Regions from separate parts of the Mus musculus genome. Here all the other regions are linked to region 3. The links are chromatin loops, found by intact Hi-C in ENCODE. Cell type or tissue: left cerebral cortex. All regions are shown on one strand. Region 1 holds the start of Ankrd13a (ankyrin repeat domain 13a). Region 2 holds the start of Coro1c (coronin, actin binding protein 1C). Region 3 holds the start of Fam222a (family with sequence similarity 222, member A).

Region 1 (5,000 bases), 210 kb before region 3:
TAGCCTAGACTACATAGTAAAGTTCCAGGCCACCCAAATTCACAGGTGATCATTCAACAAGGGCAAGCCACACGCCCCCCCCCCACAACTCAGCACTGGTACTGACCACTAAACTCAACTGCCTCCCGGTCGAAGAGGAAGGTGGCTATTTCTTAACCAATGGAGAATCTGAATGAACACACACTTCCTGCTGTGTGGCTTAAGGATATTCTAGCAATATGGATTATCTTGACCCCAAACCAGTCATATAAGTTACAATATAATGAAAGTCCAAGATGCCCCTTATTCAAAATAGTGAAAAATTTCATAACCGTGACAACAGAGAGGAGGCAGCCCTCCACTGCTACTCCGTCCCTGCTGAAGTTCAACTGTATGGTTATGACCGGCAAGATGTCCATGTCAAGGTCTACTCCCTAGACACAAGTGCTACACTGTCAAGGGACCCATTGTGTTAAATTAGGGCAGTGTCAAAACCAGAGGACCAGAGGATCGGCAAGTATGAGCATTCGCTCAACCTTGAAGTCAAGGGCAGCAATGACCTTAAGTTTTCTCCCATAGAATCTACTGCAAGACTTTAATTCCCAAGCCCTGCCAAGCCTTGCCACCCCAGGACTGGGGAGGTTAAGAAGGGAGGCCACTGAGGAGGTTTGAGGCCAGCCTGGGCCACACAGATGACTTGCAGGCCACCTAGATGTACACAGTAACACCCTGTCTCAAAATTAGAAGATTTTAATTCCCAAATTTTAATTCCAAACGTCCTCAAGATTTGTCATGGTCAAAGACAGGAGAATGTCCCCGGGTACCTTTATCGCCATTTTCAGGAAATGGTGACTGGGTCACAGCTGAGATCTTGACCAAGGTGCGCCTCTTACTTCTGCAGACAGCTCTTCCTCCTCAGTGAGGAGAAAGCTGCTTACAGAACTCAGGCCTGAAGCCCGTGGTGTGATGACAACAAACCTTCCTATCAAATGCGATTTAACCTCGTGACTCTGTACTTTCAACGGTGCTCGGTGCTCGGGATTCGAACCACTGTGTACAGCAGAACCCGTGCCAAGGCTGGATGGAACCGGAACCGGGACCCTTCCACGTCCTAGCCCCGGGCGATACACCTGCTTCAACTCCTTTTTCTGCATTTTTTTTTCATTTTTTTAAAAGATTTATTTATTGATTATATGTAAGTACACTGTAGCTGTCTTTAGACACCCCAGAAGAGGGAGTCAGATCTCGTTACGGATGGTTGTGAGCCACCATGTGGTTGCTGGGATTTGAACTCTGGACCTTCGGAAGAGCAGTCGGGTGCTCTTACCCACTGAGCCATCTCGCCAGCCCTTTTTTTTCATTTCTATTTTGAGACAGAGTCAAACTTGCCCAGACTGGCCTTGAACCTGTCATTCTCCTGCCTCAGCCTCCACGACAGCTGTGGGCCACCGTGTCCAGTCAAAACTGGTTACTGCTTCTTTGAAATGTCCAGAGTGGGCCTTGAGGATAGGCAGAAGAGCTTCTCGCTTAGATTCTAGAGAAGGCCTCTGAGCTGTGTGTGTGATGCAAAGAGTTATATCAGCAGGTATACTGGGATGCCTGAATCATCCTCTCTGGGGGCATGTGTCATATCTCTTTAAATCCTAAGTCGTTACTGTGCCATCTAATTAAGAACAATGACTCTTACAAAACCGTCTTCTGTCTGGACTACCCTCCCCTGCCCCACACACACCTGAGGATGAAACCCAGGGCCTCTCACACAATGGACAAGTGTTGGGGCCACTGCGATACACACAGTCTCATCCTTTCTTATTTATTTTCTGACAGATCATCACCAAGTTGCCCAGGCTAGCCTCCAAATCTTCCTGCTTCAACTTCCTGAGTGTCTTGGGTTACCCGTGTACACCGCCACACCCGCCATGGAATCCTTTTTTTAAATGCCACTTCTGACTTCCCATGCTGCCCATACAACTAAATATATATATATATATGGCAAGCTGCAAACCAACACTTAGAACCGTTCCAACAGCGCTTCGATGTGGGGCTGGCCCAATGTTTACCAATCAAAAGAACCAAGGGTTCGCAACAATTACTGAGTCAGTGGTTAAGTCATTCAAAAGCAAGGCTCTGACACACTGGCTAAGACGAATGAATGAAGCCAAACCGTAACAATTATGGCGGATTTCGGGAGTAATTATAAATCCTTATCTCATTTGCTACAGGCTAGAGAGCAACTCAGGGCACCCGTGCCTAATGAAATGACTGCAGTGCCATTAATGGCAGGTGTCTCATTCCTGGTGGGCGGCTCTGCCTTTCAGCAGGCTACCCCTCCCCCAAGTTAGAAGCCAGCCTGAGCTACACAGTGAATTCTAGGCTAAGCAGGGCTATACAGTGAGACCCTGTCTCAAGCAAAAAGAACAAAAACCAAGAAACCCAAACAAATGAAATAAGAATTCATATTAATGCAAAGATTCTTCACCACGGCTCTAACTAACATTGGAGTCTGATAACACTCAGTGGTGGGTGAGTGGCTGCCTTGAACACTGTAAGGCACAGCGAGGTCGCTGGCCTCTCCCCAATGCCATGCCAACAGCACCCACCTCTAAAGTCAACCCAACCCAAAACGTCTTGTCTCCTTGCATTCCCAAATATTCACTATCATCTTCATCTGAGAACCACTGATTTACAGAGGTGGGAAGAAAAGAAAAAAAAAAAAAAAAAAAAAAAAAAAGCACTTCAGAACAGGAAGGTCCTAAGGAGTCTGAGCAGCAGAGATTCTCAAACCAACCACCCTGGGGAGCTCGTTAAAACCCCGATTCCTAGGCCCAGCCGCAGCCCCATCAATTTAGACAAGTACTGGGTTTTCCGTCGTCACTGCCTCCATCCTCATCCAATGGGTAAGGAAAAGTGGGGTCCCCCCAACGTAACTGCTTTGCCCAAGGTCACAAGAGAGTTAGAACCAGGCCACCGAAGCCAACCAAGCTCTTCCCCAGCACCAGGGCGGGTGGAGTAAGGTGTGTTTCTTCCGTCTTCAAGGCCATAAAGCTTAAAGGTGAATTCTGGGGCCAGCGAGCCTGAGATAAACGATCTGGACGTGGTTTTCATTAGCCCGATGGCCTTGCGCCTTGCGCAAGGCAAGTAGGCTCTGGGGTCTCAGTTTCCTTCTCTGTCAAATGGAACAATAAGCGCTCATTCCTAACGATATCAGAAAGAGGAGAATGGACCAAAAGCCCCCGGCACCGAGCCCGGTCTACGGTAAGCGCTCTATGGATCCCGGGGCTCAGGAGGAGAACGGATCCCGACTCCGCGCCGCGCACCTCACCTGGTCCCGCAGCTCCTTCTCCAGCTGCTCGTAGTCGTTGTTCCAGACCAGGAGGTGCAGCGGGAAGCGGCTGCTGGTGTCGCGGGCCGAGGACATGGCGAGGAGGCCGCCACCCGGGCCTGACCGCCCGCCTGCCACCAGCCTGGACCCGACGGGGTCTCGGGGGCCCGCCCGACCGGCCGGAGAGCGAGGGGAGAAGGAAGGCGAGCGGGCGAGTGCGGGGCGCAGCGGGCGACAAGGGCCTCCGAGTCCGGAGCGGGCGGCGCGGCAGGCCTGGGGTCGCGGGCCGGGCTGGGGACCGGCTCGGGGACCCGCTCGGCCGCGCCCACCCCGCGCCCCGCGCGCTCGCGCCCGCGCTGACAGCTCGCGAACCGACTGCTGCCGGCCGAACCGCCCCGAACAGGGAAGTGCACGGGGAATTCCATCGCGCGCCGCGGCCGGGGGACGCGACCGCGCGACCGGCCCAAGCCGCGCTCCATGTCGCTCCGCCGCGCCCCCACCCCGGGACACACAACAAACAACGATCTGTGGGACCGCAGGGCCTCCGAGAAGCCCGAGATCTCCACGCACAAAGTCCACGATGCGCGCCCCGCGACTCTCGTCCCCTGCCCAGCCTCTTCCAGTGGTGCGCTCCACAATCGGGCCTCTTCCATCGGCTCTGCAGCCCGGGGTGAGCGCGCAGGCCGGACCAAACCATCCGGCTGGAGCCTCCCCAGGCTGCCTTCCACGATTGGTCAGAAACCATTTTGGAAGTGGGCAACGGGAACTCGTTTTCACCGGCGAGCTGGAACCTGGAGAGCTGGCACCAGATACTCTCCTGATAACGGGGTAGTTGTGTCTGTGGGCTTTTAAGCTTTGGAATCTTTGAACTGGGTGGTTCTGTGCGCGGAGGTCATCCGATGCTTTGTAAGTTAGGGTGGACGCCCGCCTCTTTAATGCCATCAGTATTCACTATCCCCAAAACTGTCTCCAGACGGGAGCGGTTGTTCCCCCAGGAGGAGAAAAACCGCCCAGTTGAAAATGACCGTTTTGTCTGAATTCCCAACTCGGCTATAATTCAAAGCGTTTGCCGTGAAGGTTTATTCCGCATCAGTCTCCTTAAGCTAGCCATTCAGATTCAGGATTGTGGCCCAAAGGACTAATGGAGAATCCAGGTTGGCTCACAATATGCACAAGTAAAATTCATTCTTTGGGTTACGACTTCAGGCGCTCTGTCTTCTCGACACAAGGAAGAACGAAGCAAGTGCTGTGTCTGCCCAGATGTTTACAACTGCCACGAAGTCGTCCAGTGCAACCTGCAAGCACCCCCTCTTCCTTATTGGCTCTAGCTACACAACCTTAGCTTTTCAGATGAGAACGATGGTTGTCCACGAATCCTGACTGACCTAGTGCATTCTCCTCGGGTGCAGGGTCATTGGAGAGTGAATGAGGCTAATACATAAAGTAGTACCTAAAAGCTCTAATGGAGGACTGCGTGGCAACTATCAATCACATTAAACAGGACCCGTGCTTCTAAGGCCTCTTATGGACATGACTAAATGAACTTAACTGTTGTCTCCCGGGAGATTATATGTATAAAATTTCTATCACAAGGTTTTGCTTCTTTCTCTGGTTCTAATCAATCCTGGAACAAGCAATCACTTCCCAAAAGGGAGACACACACACACACACACACACAATTGCGAGAGCATCTAGAGAC
Region 2 (5,000 bases), 660 kb after region 3:
TCATTTGATTTCAGCATGCATACACCCACTTCACACATAGTTGCATGTACACTACACACACACACACACCTCTATAAGACAAGAGAAACTGATTTGTCTAATATCTGTAACACAAGGACTTAAGTTCATTCTTAATTAAACGAGCCTGTCAGAATCCAAAGTCCATGGTTTTTCTCTTCCGTCCCCTGCCCCTGAGGCCGTCCGGGTAATCACTAACCAGCTAAGAGAGCAGGCTGTGCTGTCAGACAGATGAGGATTCTACCTGGTCCATGCAGGGTAATTTTTGGCAAGTCAATGCCTCCAAGTCTCCATGTCTTCATCTTTATTGCTGGATTTTGGGAAGTCTTTCTATGGCCACTGGGTTGCTGAAAGAATTTCTGACAATTCTGCAGCATCAGCTGGATGGCTTCTGTTTCCAAAGGCGTGGCTCGTGTTCTCTGTATTTCTCAGTTCTCTCTCAAGCAGTCTGTGCTCTCTGGACTCCCCGACACACTCAGCCCCCACTGTCTGTCCCCTTGTTTAATTAAGTATAATGATCATAACAAAAGCAACTGGTTTTTCTACATCACCATATGCCTGGTGACTGCAACAGGAGCATTACCGCCTCTACCTCATTTAAGTGGAGTGGCAAATCTTGCCGGGTACGAAGTACTGAGTCCCTCCAGTTAGCATAAGCTGCTTAGAGGCAAAACACAACCCACTCTCCATACAGTTGAGTCGCTGCCTTGACAGCAATAGGTGCCGTGTGTGTGTGTGTGTGTGTGTGTGTGTGTGTGTGTGTGTGTGTGTGAGAGAGAGAGAGAGAGAGAGAGAAGCCAGAAACTGAGCTCTGCCTGGGAGGGGCTGCTATTGTAGTCACAGATAAAGAAACCTAGCTCCCGCTGGAGAGGTGTTCTGCAATCAAGAGCACTTCCTGCTTTTTCAGAGGACTCCTGGTTCCCGGAACCACAGTAGTCCTCTGACAGCCTGCGGACACTCCAGATTCAGGCTAGCTCAGTCTGGTCTGACCTATGAGGGCACTGCATGCAGGTGGTGTAATTACATACACAGAGGCATACACGTAAAATAAACACACCAATCTTTAAAAATTGAGCTTTGCAGAGAGTAAAAACTTGCTGAGCAAGCTGCTTCATTCTGGTAGACCTAGATTTACACAACACATAATTTACACACACACACACACACACACACACACACACACACACTTTGCCTAATTTTATTTTATTTACTTATTTAGAGACAGAGTTTCTTTACATATCCCTGGATGTCCTGGAACTCAGTATGTAGACCAGGCTGGCCTGGAACTACTGACGGAGATCCACCTGCCTCAGCCTCCTCAGTGTTGGGACTAAAGGCGTGTGCCTTCTGTTTTGAGGTGGCAGTTTATCTTAATTCCTGCAACAAGAATTCAGGGGTTCTACCACTGAATGCCGACCACAGATTCCTGGACATCTCTGAGGCTAAAACAAAGTGAAAATTCATCCCTCTGCGAATTGTAAAGATGCCTTGCTTTGGGAAATAAATGGCCCAACCCCTCAGCTGGCCCAGATCTCTGGACGCAGTTTCCTTAGATCTTGGTATTTCAAAGCTTGATATTTCTGAAGGGGCTTTGGCTAATAGTGGGATAACCTTACACTCAAGATTAGGAAACTGAAATCCAAAGAGGTGAGTGAAATGGTCCCTGGGTCACTTCATTTGAGAGTAACAGGGCTAGGACACATATCCACGTGCTCATATGGAGGGACTTTAGCCAGGGAGTCTTCATTGCTTCTCCTTAGCTCTCTCTCATAGGTGTGGTCCAGCCCAAGGGTTGCCACCCTGCCCTGGAGAGTAGTGGGAGAGAGCGTGGGTGAGAGGGTTGAACCAGCCCTGATGGAGGTGGGGCTAAGAACTTGGGGCGGGGCTTACGGTTTAAGTACGCTCAGGGCTGTGGGCGGGGCTTGAGGTACAGCAAATAGGATGATCATAGGTTCCCCGGGTCTTCAGGAAATCCGAGCGGGGATTTGCGGCGCTCAACTGGGGGAAGCTAGGTTTTGGGGGCGGGGGGAAACCAAGCCCTGCTCACGGACTCGGTGGGCAGTTAGATGCGCTCAAACGACCATCCTCATAGAGAGGCTCTGCAGGGCCGTGGGTGGAGCTTAAGAACGCCCGCTCTGGTTCTAAAGACCTGGGTGGGGCTGGAAGGAGCCCGTGGGCGTGGCCACCCGGCCATTCAAGTGCCCCGGAAAGCGGGCGTGGGCTCCGAGTCTCCTTGCACCTCCCCGCGCCACCACAGGGGGCGCTCTAAGGAGAGCCGGGCATCTAACCGGGACCTTCCGGAAGTGGGCGTGGTGAAGCGTGGTTCGGCGGCGCTGGTTGGGCGCGGCCCCGGCGCGGGGGCGGGGCCCGCGCGCGCGAAGGCCTGGGCAGCGGCGGCCGCGCCCCTCCCCCGCGCGGCGCTCAGTGCCAGGCGGGAGGCGGCAGCGGTTGGAGGCTTCGCGGGGCTTTGCAGCAGGGACTTCGGCGGCGCCTCAGGCACCCGGGCTCTGGTAAGCAGCGCGCGCTCAGGACGGGGCAGCTCCGGAGCGAGCCCGGGGCGGGCGGGCCGGCCTCCGGGACCCCGCGTGTGAAGCTCTCGGCTGACAGGAGCCGGCGGCGCCGAGTGGTGCGGGGCGCACGCGCATGCCCCGGGCGCTGCGGCTGGGGAATGGCCGTCTGCGGGCAGCCGTGGGCCCGGCAGCCGTGAGGCGGTGTCTGAGCGCTGCGAAGAGCCTGCGGCCGAGCGCTCACGTGGGGCTGGGTCCGCGGGGGACCCCCGGTGTGCGGGGCGCGCCCGGGCGGGGCTCCGCCTGGCTCGCAGTGCATGGCCTCCTGGACCCTGAAGACCTGGGGCGGGGGCGGGCTGCAGTGGCGTGGCCTGGAGGAGGAACCCTGTCCCGGGTGCGGAACCTAGTGACCCGCGGGGCAGGTGGGGCTCAGCCGCGCCGAGATGGCTAGGATGACATCAGAGGTGGAGGGTGGGGACGCCCAGCCCAGCTCTGCCGCCGGTCCCCCGGCGGGCGTACGCACAGCAGCCCTATCTATCTCCAGTGATGTGAATGAGCTGGGGGGAAGTAGCCGGCTGCAGGGCTTTCGGAGAAGAAAGGGGCTTCCTCCCGGAGGGAGGTGCCGGCCCCGACGTCCTTTTTTGGGAGTGTTCAAAGGGTTTTTTTTTGCAGGCTGGAAAAGGAAATGCAGGCTTTCTCTCCGTCGTGGTTTAGAATCACATCCTATATTTGGCCTTCATGTAGGCTGCCCTTGTTTTGTGGTGTCAGAACGGCTTGCTCTACACATTTCGGTCGTGGGATTCAGAGTGAGAAGCAAATTGCAAGTTGTTCGTCTCTCCCGGAATTGCTTCCTGTAAGCATTTGAAAGAGAATTGACCGCAGAGCGTGCTTATTCGCAGGGCCACAATATGTTTAGTTTTGGAAATGGTTGGCACGAAATAATTGTACTCCCATCCCGTGGCCTTCCCTACCGGGATTATATTCTAAAACAGTACTTGCGAGGCTCTTAGTCACCCTATATAATAAAGCGTCTTATTGTCCTTGTCTGGCAGCACCCTGACACCAGGGCCTGCTAGTAGAGGGAAGAACATGATGAAGTACAAGTAGTTGCTTCCTGCCTCCTTCTCGGGTGTGAAGGCAAATGGTAGTTCATATTCCTGTCTGTCCGCAGCTTCAGAGCAGCTGAACACAGTGCTTGGTTCTGGACATGTTAGAGAACACTGACCTAGGGAGACTTGGGGAGTGTGTGTCACACGCAGTGATGTTTGGATAGCCAGCCTGACATTAAACATCGAATCTAGGCGGCGGTTACATATTGTACTGGCTGGTTTTCTGTCTAGCTTGACACAAGCCAGAGTCATCAGAGAGGAGGAAGCCTCAGTTGAGAAAAAGTGAGACTGAGGTTATAGAAAAGCCTGTGGGGCCTTTTCTTAATTGGTGATTCATGGTGGGAGGGCTGAGCCCATTGTGGGCGGGGCCACCCCTGGGCTTGCAGTCCTGCGTTCTATAAGAAAACAGGCTGACCAAGCCATGGGGAGCAAGACAGTAAGCAGCACCCCTCCATCAGCCTCTGCATCAGCCTCCTGCCTCCAAGTTCCCGCCCGCTAGAGTTCCTGTCCTGACTTCCTTTGATGATGAACTGTGATGTGGAAGTGTGAGCTGAATTAACCCTTTCCTCCCCAAGCTGTTTTGGTCCTGGTGTCTCATCACAGCAATAGTAACTAGAACTGAAACATATATAAACAGGAAAAAAAATGTGGTAGAGCAGAATTGCTTTATATCATAGCTCTACAAGTGCTCTGTCTTTTGGTAGTTGACAGTCACACACACAGACACATACTTTTTTAAGAAATCAGAACATGTTTTCTCTGTGTGTGTGTGTTTGTGTGCGTGCGTGCGCATGTGCGCGAGCGCATGTGTATTTTACTTGTGGACAGTACATTAAAGCCTGATGAATTTACAAGGTTTTTAAAAATTATTATTTTAAGGTGTGTGTGTGTGTGTGTGTGTGTGTGTGTGTTGGTGTTGTTGGTGGTTATGTGCATATATGTGCACCCTTGCTGGCCAGCGACATGAGATTCCCTGGAGCTGGAGTAGCAGAGGGTTGTGAGCCACCTGCCCAGGTGGAGTACTGACCGTGGGTTTTCTTGAAGTGCAGCAAGTGCTTCTAACTTAATCTTAGTCACATCTTTCCAGTCTCTTAAGTGTCATGAATTTATTTAACATAAATATCCTGGAGAAATGTCACTGCAGAAGCATTAGAGTTTTCATGGTTATTTGTTATTCCGACCAGATCACGCTAATCAGTATTTGTGTCTGTGTATAAATTAGGATTAGATTCCGGATTGCTAAATACCATTTTTAAACATTATTTCTGGGATCCACTCCAGCTGTGTGGGGAGTCGCTCTAGTGCTTATGTGATAGAATGTTTGAAATGATGTTATTAGTTTCTTAGCTAAATAAGTGGGGGTGTG
Region 3 (5,000 bases):
GCTGCCTGGCTGCGCATCATCACTTCTTTGACTTGAGCCTTGGGTTTCTCATCCACAAAATGGGTCACAGCACAATCCACTCCTGAGAAGCAGCTGAGATGCCGCAAAATGCCTGGCGCTCTGGAAGACGCCGGGTAAGCTGGCAACTCCCCACACACACCGCTCCCCCCCCCCCCCCCGTCTGGCGCTCACTGCCAAGCCCAGGGAGCAGAGGGAAAGGAACAGAAGGAGTTGCCCAACTCTGACAGCCTTTCCCTCTGCCTTGGCTGAGGGACTGTAAATACTCCACAGAGGGCCTCCAACCGCGTGTTTGTGTGTGTGTGTGTGTGTGTGTGTGTGTGTGTGTGTGTGTATCTCTGGCGCACACTCCAAGTTTGTTTCTAAGCTGGGAAGTGTTGAGAGAGGCCGGGCAAACAGCCCTGTGCCCACAGCCTCCCCTCTCCACTCCACCCCCAATCTGCTGTTGTGCCGCTGGCTGTCCTTGGAAGCTTGCGTGTAAAGAAACCCTTCAGCTGGAAACAGGATCACCCCACCAAACCTCCAAAGTGGCCTCCCCCCCCCACCCCGGTATTTATTGACCTGTTAATGGAAGAGCCTGGGAGGAGGCTGTAAAAATGGTCTGTAGAGAAACCCTGTCTCACCTGTCGTCCCCGCCCCCCCCCCCCATGGGAGCAACAATGCCAGCGTCTTCAATCTTTCCCCTAGAAACTTGACTGTGGCTATTTTACCCCCTATCTGGCCCTGGCAGTGATTGCTGGGATGGGCAAATGAGAGTAAGCAGGCTGTGGCTTGGGAGCTCTCTGGGCTCCATACTGTACAGGGCTGCTGCCAGAGTTCGGTGGGGAGAGGAGGGCTCTCAGCATCTCCACCTATCCCCCCTGGCCTGGTATTTGCTTAATGAGCATCTATTACACTGCTTGTCAAAGTCATCTTAAATGACAGAAGGGGAACAGCTAAGGCAGGAGTCCCAGCTGGACCATGGCCCCTTACCTTGAAGAGCAGGGGAGTTCCCTGAACTTACACAGACAGACAGACAGACAGACAGACAGACACACACACACACACCAGGAAGGTCCTGGCTCCCCTCTCTCTCTGGCTCAGGCAGGACATTCACCTTTTCAAGAGAAGCCTGTTTGAAGGCTGAAGCCCACATTTTTCTGGGGACCCTGGGAACTCCAGTTGCTGGCTGGGTACATGGTAGGGTTCATGGGGACCTCCTTTTAAGCATCCTGCTTAAAAGTAAGAGGTTGCTCTGTTTGGGAGTCTGGGAGACTCCAGACACTGCAGGAGACATAGGCAGAGTTCTGAACACCTGTCCTCAGGGGCAGGGACAGCTGGCACTGCCTGCCTCCCTCCCCCACCTCGAGTGGGGATTTAGGTCATAAGATTGCGGCCGGGGAGGACAGGGAGTTGGCCTTCACCTTCTACTACACCAAGGCATTCGGCCTTGGCCATTCTGGCTCCACTCAAAGCCAGCTGTGTTGTCACAATTCTGGTGACATCAAAGGTCGGGCAGTGATGTCACATGCAGCCCATTGGAACATGCTGTCTTTGTGAGTTATTTGTAACAATAGACACACAAATGTCTTGCCTGGAAAGACACCATCCTCAGACATGAAGTTTTGGGACTCCCTGTCTCTGAGCTCTGTCTCTTTAAGATCCCAAAGGTGGTTTTGTAGACCCCCTCCATGCTGGCCAACCCTGGCTGCCCCCAATCAATCTTTACAAAAGTACAAGATTCCCTAAGAATCTCCAGAGGACAGGGCCACCACCTTTGTTAGCTTCATGGGTGGGGTGCCTTTCCTCTGACAAATACCGATGTCAGTAGAATACCCACGAGGGTCCACAATCTCCACTCCAGCCAGTCCAAATAAGTTGTGTGGGCAGGACAAGGGTGGACAAGTAGCATTGCTGTCTCTGGGCACCCAACAACCTAGGGCCCTTTTAGGGCCAGTCCAGGTTGCCAGGTTGCGAGGAGCTGTCCCCAGCTCAAACCCAAAATTCTGCACCCCGCAACTCACCGTATCAGGCAGTCGGACGAAGGGCACCAAATCTCAGAGGCCACGACGCTCCGATCTGCGGGTTGCGGCCATGCAGGGGTGATAAAGATTGCTGGAGAAAGGCCCCCTTAGGGGGCCGATGTCTTTCTTCGTATGGAAAGGGGAGCCGTCGGTGAGGGCGATCCCTGCGTCCGGAAGCGCCGTCCGAAGTCGGAAAAAGGTTTTTTTTTCCCCCCTCTCAGTACCCGTCGCGTCCGCCTGGGACCCCGGCCGCTCGCGCGCTCAGGCGGCGCATCCTCGCAGGAGACTGTGCTCCATACGTCCGGCGGGAGGCGCTGCGCCTCCCTTCGGGGCCCGGCTCACCGCTGCAGCTCTGCCCGCGCCTCTCCCAGGGCGCCCTCTCCGTCCGCGCTGGGAGGCCGGCGGCCGCGGCCCCTCTCGCCAGCCCCAGCTGCAGCCTGTCTTTGTTGCTTCCTCTCGCTTGCCCTCCCGCCCTCGGCTTGCAGCTCCCGGCTTTGCTCAGAGGTGGAGAGTCCGTCTCCTCGGAGGGTTGCACGCACCTGCAGCGGCCCGGGCTCCTCGCCCGGCGTGCACCGGCCCCCGCAGGTTGCAGAGAGCAGCGCCGAGAATGAGCCGGCCCCTCCTCCTCCTGCTCCGAGCTCCGGGTGTGGGGGGAGGGGAAGCCGGCGAGCAGCGGCAGTGGCAGCCGCAGCGAGCGGCAGAGACTGGGATGTAGCCTCGCGGGCCTTGGCGCTGAGGACCAGCAGATCCAGCAGGCGCAGGGCAGACTCGGGGATGGAGAGCCGTGCACCCGGTATGGTGCTCGAGCGCCGCAGCAGCGGTCGGCGCACAGGTCTCTCCCGTGCCCGTGGCCCGGGACGGTTCGCGGGGCTCCCGGAGCCGCAACCTCGCGCTGCCCAGCACCCTCGCCTAGCCTCGGGCCCGGCTCTTCGCCCGGCCTGGCCGGCGCGCGCAGCCTCTTCGCAGAGCTGCCGGCCCGGCAATGCTGCCCGCTGCTCCGCTCCGGCACGACTGACAGGCGCGGGCGCCCGCTCCTGCCGCTGCGTCTCACCCCCGGTCCGCCCCCCGCGTTACGGCCCAATCAGCTGCAGCCGAGAGGCGGTTACCACGGTGACGCGGCGCCGCGTCCTCCGCGAGGCGGGGCTGGGGGCCGCCACGCGCGCTTTTCGCGGCAAAATTCAAAGGCCGGCAGGGCGGCTCTCCAACCTTTTTCCCCAAGCGGGGATGAGGCGGGTCCTGCTCCTAGAGGACTACAACTCCCGGCTTGCTGCGAGCCTAAAACAGGCGAAGGAGTCCCGATTGGAAGGGCAAGGCATGCTGGTTGTTGTAGTCCCTTTGTCGAAGACCTAAAGGGTTGAAAGCAGGTAATCCTATTCACTGAGTACCTGTTTGAGGGTAGGTACTATGCATTATTCCGTTTACTCTTGGAACAGGCCCTATGAGGAGTGTGTTAAAGATAGTAAAAATAGGTTGGGGTGACACCAAATGGTAAAGGGTGCGGTTTGCAAGACCCAACATCAAACCTTGGGACAACCTAAACACACACACACACAGAGCAAAGTGCATACTACACTTAAATTTTTCAAAACTGTGAGATTGGCTTTATGGCCTACATTTTACAGAGGAGAACACTGATATTTGACACTTGTTCTCAGTTTACGGACAAAACTAAGACGTGAAGCTTCCCGATTGCCTTTTCCACGGAGCGACTGGGGATGGTGGTGGAGTTTTGGGCATCAGCGCTGAGATCTGTGGAACACAAACCACATGCTGAATCCTTGGTCAGCTCCATCCCACAGATGTATACATTGACCGCGGGAGTCAGGCACTTAGTATTTTCTATGTTGCTCCTGTTGGTCTCAAACTCCTAGCTTCAAGCCATCCTCCTGCCTCAGCCTCCAGAGTGCAGAAAATATGACCACAAGCCACCATACCTGGTAAGGCTCCGGTTTGTCGTCCATTTAACAGGTAGGGAAACTGAGGCACAGTATCACCTAAAACTAAGTAGGTGTTTCCATTCTTACTTGCCTGACAGCCCACAGGTAGCAGACAGGGAAACTGAACCCTGGGAGACACAGATTCCTAAACTGTTAAAATGTCTGTCACAAGACTGGGCAGTAGTGTCACATGCCTTGAATCCCAGCACTTGGGAGGTAGAGGCAGGTGGATTTCTGAGTTCGAGGCCAGCCTGGTCTACAGAGTGAGTTCCAGGACAGCCAGGGCTACACAGAGAAACCCTGTCTTGAAAAACTGAATTAAAAAAAATGTATGCCACAAAAGAAGTTGAACACCCAGCTTTCCAGACAGAACTTCAGGATCCCTGCAGAAACGTAAAACATCAATCAGACACCCCCATCCAGCCTCCAAGACACCCCCATCCAGCCCCTTTAGGGGCTTTATCTTAGGGATGCTTAGTGATCTCAGGCTTTATCTTAGTGATGCCTGGCGTCCTCCCAGAACCTTGCCTGCGGTTGACCTTGGCCGTTTATCTTCAAGGCTTGGTGTCTGTAAAATGAGAAGACATATCTTAATCTCCTCTGTATCTGGCCGTTGTGGGGGGGGGGGCAAGAGAGAGCACCAGATGCACTCAGCAAGTGTTTAGTGGTGGTCCTCCATCCTAGAGGGCTGGTGAGCGCATCCAGGGTTTTGTGTGGATTGCAATCAGGCCTTAGCCTACTTTCAGGAGCCGAGCAGAGAGCAGAACAACCGCTAACTAGAACCTGGAAGAGGCACTGGCAAGGGACCTCCAGGGCAGGCCCAAGTAGGCCACACACTCCTTATCTGGGGCAGAAGCTGGCCCTGTTTCGGGTCTCAGATCAGCACTGTGAATGAGGTTCCAGCAGCCCCAGCCTGCCTCTGCACTTGGCTGTAGTTCCCAGTGGCTGCCTGTCCATCCTTCCTCCTTGGCCCCTCCCTGCTCCCGGAGTGTGGGTGGGGGCGGGGATTTACCTGGAAACCGGATCGGCTGCCAGCTGCTTC

What was found. Hi-C counts contacts between places; a loop is a spot of excess contacts. Peaks named below come from ENCODE experiments on the same cell type or tissue, not always from the same donor. Only the 100,000 strongest peaks of a DNase experiment are listed, where the experiment ranks them.
Region 1: it touches region 3 in a loop (4-fold over the local background); 1 of 42 quality-filtered maps calls a loop at or near these places.
Region 2: it touches region 3 in a loop (5-fold over the local background); 1 of 42 quality-filtered maps calls a loop at or near these places.

The regions. Positions count from the first base shown.
Region 1 is chr5:114,773,626-114,778,625 of GRCm38, reverse strand. Ankrd13a (ankyrin repeat domain 13a) reads right to left here and starts at 3,486. Exons shown (of 15, transcript NM_026718.2): 1 at 3,302-3,486. The coding sequence starts at 3,397. 4930515G01Rik (RIKEN cDNA 4930515G01 gene) reads left to right here and starts at 3,643. Exons shown (of 1, transcript NR_027872.1): 1 at 3,643-4,893. It also overlaps a transcript of Git2 not described here. In left cerebral cortex, a CTCF peak has its summit at 2,785; DNase peaks (open chromatin) are centred at 3,255, 3,704, 4,000, 4,462 and 2 more places; H3K4me3 peaks cover 3,035 bases; H3K27ac peaks cover 2,080 bases.
Region 2 is chr5:113,906,139-113,911,138 of GRCm38, reverse strand. Coro1c (coronin, actin binding protein 1C) reads left to right here and starts at 2,433. Exons shown (of 11, transcript NM_011779.3): 1 at 2,433-2,528. In left cerebral cortex, CTCF peaks have their summits at 2,258 and 3,197; DNase peaks (open chromatin) are centred at 1,935, 2,314, 3,221, 3,601 and 1 more place; H3K4me3 peaks cover 2,221 bases; H3K27ac peaks cover 1,450 bases.
Region 3 is chr5:114,565,446-114,570,445 of GRCm38, reverse strand. It overlaps Fam222a (family with sequence similarity 222, member A), which reads right to left and starts at 2,195. Exons shown (of 3, transcript NM_001004180.1): 1 at 2,022-2,195. In left cerebral cortex, CTCF peaks have their summits at 2,322 and 3,208; DNase peaks (open chromatin) are centred at 1,725, 2,749, 3,155, 4,877 and 2 more places; H3K4me3 peaks cover 3,061 bases; H3K27ac peaks cover 1,142 bases.